Linked DNA regions of Homo sapiens: region 1 is linked to region 2. Evidence: read pairs that join two places in POLR2A ChIA-PET (ENCODE). Cell type or tissue: OCI-LY7. All regions are shown on one strand. Links, peaks and the distances in the headings refer to the core of each region. The heading gives the core; the rest is flanking DNA. Region 1 overlaps USH2A (usherin). Region 2 overlaps KCTD3 (potassium channel tetramerization domain containing 3).

Region 1 (2,823 bases), core at 42-2,541, 310 kb after region 2:
ACTTGTTCTTCTTTAAATCCACAACGAAAAGGAGAACATGCTCATTGTATTCTTAGCAGTTTTATCTGATCACTTAGGAACCAAGGCAGTGTTGTTAGGTGCTGAAAATTGTGAAGGTAGATTGATGCTTAAAATGAAGGAGGTCGCCGCCCTCTTGTTAAACCCTGCCTGACTCACTTCGGCAGCTTCAGATGATAACAGCACGTTCGCCAGATTTTCTAAGTGATGAAAATGTCAGGAAACCCAAAGTTATAGTTCCCCCAACAACCATAACTTGCTCACTTTGCAAGGAATTATTAAGGAAGAAAAGTTAGAAACTGACAAGCAGTATAAACCTGTAGTTATACGGAATTCGTGTCTACACAGGCAGAGCAAAATTCGATAATGAGGCAACTAGCTGTGCAATTTAGACAAAAATTACTCCTTACCTAAGATAATCATAAGAGCAAAAAGTATTTTTGTTAGAATTAAATTATCTGGATAATTGACTTGAGACTGTTTTGTACATGTAGATATAAAAGAAAAAATAACTACTAGAATGATCTGAAGTTCCAAATATAATGATGTTTTAAATTAAATTGGTGCTTTTCTATGCGTTATAAACACATACTTAGCCAAAATAGACCACTTGAACTAGGAAATTGGCTTCAACTTATATTTACTGTCACAAATATATTCATAAAGAGATGTCTAGTGAATCTTAATTTTACTTTTTATATCAGGAGAAGTGCCATTTAAAAGCTGATTCTAAATGTAACTATGGTGATATTCAAGTCAAGATGGTAAGAAACACTTCAGTGCTCCTTTTATTTATGCAGACGTTAAGTTAAGAAGGAAATTGGGATGGTGGAATCTGGGGAGAATAGGAAATTACATAATCCTCCCAAAGATATTAGAATTCAATTAAAAACCCAGGAAAACATACCTGGCCAAACAAATAAATCAGCAAAACAAATATAGGCAAAGGAAGGGCCATGAAGGAACAGTAACACAGGGGTGAACCAACACATGATGAACACTCAGCTTCATCCCCCTCTGCAATTTGACAGACCACTAGCTGACCAGCAGGAACAAGGAGCCCCGGATGTTGCCAAGGTGGCCAGTGGCACCATCTAACCAAACAAAATCACTTCCTTTAAAGAGAAAAATATCCTGCCCGCCAGGGGATCAAGTTTTGGTTTTCTCTCATATTTGCAAGACACTCCCCCTTGGGCTAAAGGCACTCCTAGCTTTTTATGGACTTATAAAGGGTAGAGGGCTAGAAAAAGAGATTCTTATAAAGACTCACGCCATTTACACTGAATGTTAAGAAGAAATGCTTTTTTTTTTTCTACAAGCTTAATGTAAGTTGTAGCTGTTATTTTAATAAATAAAAAAAATCTGTGCAAGTACTACCGGAAAAAAATGACATTTGGCATTATGAAACTAGTCAAAATATCCCTTTAACACAATTTTGTTATCTGCACACTTCCCTTCCGGAAGCAGCTGTCATGGGTGTGTTTATGTCAATTCATGTTTCAATTTAAGTTGTGGAAATTCACTTTATTTTTTCCTGAAATCTTAGATTTGAACTTCTCATTAAGAATCCTTAGAGGAATCACTAAAAATTCATAACTAACTTCATGGCCTTGGTCCTAATTATTTAATAAGTTTTCATTTCTTGTATAAAGAAACAAAATTAACTTTTGGAAACTTATTCTTTGTTTTTGCTGAGTAGCTCATGGCTAAAACTCAGATTCAGTAATGTTAAAGAGTCAAGTTCTATTTATTTTTTGAAATAGTTATATTTAAGCACTTAAGAGTTCATAGGTCACAGGAAGCTACTATTTGAAGTGATTTCTTTAGGCAGAATTGGTGACTTTGTAGATAACTCTGAGGACAGCAATTAATATATATATTAATTATATATATTATTAATTATATATAATAATCAATATATAAATATATAATATATATTGATTATTATATATAATTAATAATGTATATAATATATAAAAATACATATTATATCACACTCTCTATGGAGGGGGCGGGGGGAAGGGTTCCTCCACTAGATTATAAGTTCTTTGAGGTCAAGGGCTAAGATGTATTTATCTTTTGTTCCTTATCACAGTGCCTCAGCACACAGTAAGCACAAATAAGCAAAAATAAATGAATTTATTCTACTGAAGTGATAATCATATAGGGATGCCAAATTAAGTAAATAATGAATTAAAAGTAGTTGAGAATAGTATAATGAGCATTATAATTTAGGATAAGCAACATGGATCTGCTAGTAATTGACCAATCTTCACCTATAAAAGTGGCAGTTTCATATAGTTCATTCTGTTGCTTGATCAGATTTACGAGATGCCTCTCTCTGAGAATCTTACAAGAACTAGGATGTTTTCCCACCACAACTTTTTAAGAGGACAGGAGAATTTTCCTTAGTTTTGCCATTCCCCAGAGAGAAGAACACTACAGCTAATATTCCTAAGGTACAGAGCAGTGAATTAATTCTTGATTGAGCTAACCTATTTTTAAGTATTCAGGTGTAGGGCACTATGTGCTGGTATGTGCCAGACACCATGCTAGGAACTGAAGACAGAGTCACGAAGACCGCACCCCTGCCTTATGGTAGATCTGATAATATAACGTGGTGTTTAGACAAGCAGTCAGGCCAGTACACTACAATGACAATAGTGATATGTTAGGGGATGTCCTATGGAAATGTTACAGAGGAGCTGAATCAGACCAGCAAGAGTGTTGGCAGGAAAGGCCTCCTAGAGGAAGAAACCTCCAGGCTAAGACGTGGCAGATGATCTAGTCAGGCAACAGGAAAAG
Region 2 (2,823 bases), core at 35-2,534:
GAGAGGCAGAAGGGACGCTTGGAATTACCGAGGACCAGGCCCATGTGGCAGAGTAGCTGCTGTCCTAGAATGCCAACCTTTGCCCCTCCCAACAGGCAAGGAGAACCATTACACAGCCTTCCTTACCTCATCTCAGATTAGAGTGTATTTGAGGACTTTATTTAGTAGAAACCTGGCTTTGTGGTTTGGATGTTGGAGATGAACTTGCTTTCCTTTCTCTTTGGTCAACGAGGTGTCGGTTTTCTTAGGGAAGAGTGCGGTGTTCTTTTCCGCGCCTAATTAGGGGATTTGTAATTTGAAAGATTTCTGTGATGGGAGTGCAGTAGGTTTGCAGTACCTAGTTATTTATTTTCAGAATTTCTTGGTGCATGGGCTTGAAGGATCTGTTCAACTTCTAGGACAGTGTGTCCAGAAACTGCAGTTTGAACATTTGCTTTTAGGAAGCTCTGGATATTGGCACGGTGTGACGCCCTTGGAGTAAACAGACTGAATGCTCTTCTCTGTCTGTTCTCTTTCTGGCCTTCCGCCCCCCCCCCCCCCCGCCCCTTCTGTGCCTGTTATTAAGTTTGTTGGGGGAAAAAATCGTAGTTTTTGTGGATTTCCTATAACTTATGAGTCACTCCTCTCAGAAAAGGGAGTTTGCCAGCTGTTTGAAAGAAGGATTAGTTGAGTTTTAGGCTTGGTAAGGAGATAAACAAGGAAATGCTCTGGAATACAGTTAATTTTTCTGTGCTTGAGAATATGATTTTCAACCAGCATTTTAAAAGTATTTTAATGTCTTAGAACCATAGTGATAAAAAATGTCTACTGTAGTGCTTTAATCCTAAACATTTGATAGCTTTCTAGAATTTAACACAGAAAACCATGGTACTTCGTTCTTAGGGTTTTTCCTCTTCCCCCAAATCAAAACTTAGATAATTTACAACGTTATTGCAGTTGTATAGAAACCAGTCTTATGGAGATTTATGTCTCCTAATGTAAGAAATGGAGTTTTTCCTAAAATCACGTTAAAATATTGGAAGTTTGGTAACTTGTGGAATACCCCTAAAGAGGAGGCCTGCAATGTGTGTTGATTATACTGAAGAGTAGCAGTATAATCATTTACAATCCCTACACTGGTTTCTACTTGCTATTGATAGTTAATGTATTTCTTTTCTTTAATTTTCTTTTTTTTTTTTTTTGAGACGGAGTCTTGCTCTGTCGCCTGGCTGGAGTGCAGTGGCGCGATCTCGGCTCACTGCAGCCTCTGCCTCCCAGTTTCAAGCGATTCTCCTGCCTCAGCATCCCGAGTAGCTGGGTCACAGGCGCGCGCCACCACGCCCGGGTAATTTTTGCATTTTTAGTAGAGACGAGGTTTAACTACGTTGACCAGGATGGTCTTGATCTCCTGACCTCGTGATGCTCCCGCCTCGGCTTCCCAAAGTGCTGGAATTACAGGCGTGAGCCACCGCGCCTGGCCGATAGTTAATATATTTCTATTCAGACATTCACAAGGACATACAGTATTATTGTAAAAATTAAGCAGTATTGTTATTTACTATGTGGATGGCTTAATACTGAGTGAACTCTTATTAGAGACTGCAGAATTCATTTAAAAGTTTTAACTCATAAGGCAGTTATCTTGGCACTGTAACTTTTTTTTTTTTTTTTTTTTGAGACAGAGTCTCGCTCTGTCATCCAGGCTGGAGTGCAGTGGTGCGATCTCGGCTCACTGCAAGCTCCGCCTCCCAGGTTCGCGCCATTCTCCTGTCTCAGCCTGGCACTGTGACATTTTATCTTGTGTTTACATTATTTATGAAACTTGAGCTTATCAGGTTCTAATTTTTTCTAAGTGATATTAGCAAAGATACAAAATAGTACATATATTACTGGTTTGAACAGTTTACAAGACATGAAATTGTTAGTGGGAATGGAAACATTAAAAAACTTCAGAAAATTGTTAAGATAAAATGGCTTATAAAATAAGTAGTAATGGTATGGCCCGTAGAAAACAACATCCGACTCCATATTCTAAGAATATTTTCTAGATTTGCTTTGAATCCTACACTCGTGCAGCATTTTAGAGCTAGATGAGATCTAGAAGTCACCTGTATCTTGTACAAAACACAGTGTAACATAGTCACTTAAGCCACTGTAAGAGAAAAATCCTGATATGATTGCCACTGAAGTTCAGGAACTGCTGTGGCATAGAATTGAAGTTCTGAAGTGATAGAGTAAAACTCAAAAGGAGAGTTTGTTGGGAGCAGAGAAGCATATGCTATCGGTAAGGTCTTTTTTTTTTTTTCCCTCAGGAGAATAGACATGAAAATGGATATACTCAAAGGAATTATAGAAATGACTAATTTTTATGGTTTAATACTTTGTGGGTGATTCAGAAAGTAGAGTAGATGAAGTTTCATTTAGAATTGTTAGTATTCGTTATTTACAAAAAGTAATGAAGTGAATTCACTATGACTGAATTTATGATTAATTCTGTTATGGGCAAGTGTGATTTTGGGCCTCATGCAAGAGGGCTGGGACTAGCCATTGAGGACTCCTGGACAAAGAGCTTTTGAGTCAGGTATATGTTTCCAATTCCCAGGCTTTATCTCTAACTAGCCTAGCAACCTTGGACAAATATTTTGATACTTAGTCTATTAAAATGTAAAGTGACAGACAGTAGTACCAATCTTATCAGATTGTTATAGGAATTTGAAGTAATAAATGTGAAATGCAAGGGTTAGTGGCATTATCAGTACTTACAGTGCAGAATAAATAACTAGTTAGATTGCTACCAAGTTAATTTAGTAGGAGGCAAGTTGCATGAAGTATAACTGTGGGTAT

The links. Peaks named below come from ENCODE experiments on the same cell type or tissue, not always from the same donor. Only the 100,000 strongest peaks of a DNase experiment are listed, where the experiment ranks them.
Region 1: POLR2A ChIA-PET joins it to region 2 with 17 read pairs; 2 of 35 experiments call an interaction of 5 or more read pairs at or near these places.

Annotation. Positions count from the first base shown.
Region 1 is chr1:215,873,969-215,876,791 of GRCh38, forward strand. The region is part of intron 43 of USH2A (usherin); the gene reads right to left. Among named protein-coding and RNA genes, the nearest start is that of USH2A-AS2, 200 kb to the right of the region's middle. In OCI-LY7, for the core only: no CTCF peak of the experiment used is centred there; no DNase peak of the experiment used is centred there.
Region 2 is chr1:215,567,960-215,570,782 of GRCh38, forward strand. All of the region lies in intron 1 of KCTD3 (potassium channel tetramerization domain containing 3), which reads left to right. Among named protein-coding and RNA genes, the nearest start is that of KCTD3, 2.1 kb to the left of the region's middle. RefSeq lists an enhancer at 1-419. In OCI-LY7, for the core only: no CTCF peak of the experiment used is centred there; no DNase peak of the experiment used is centred there.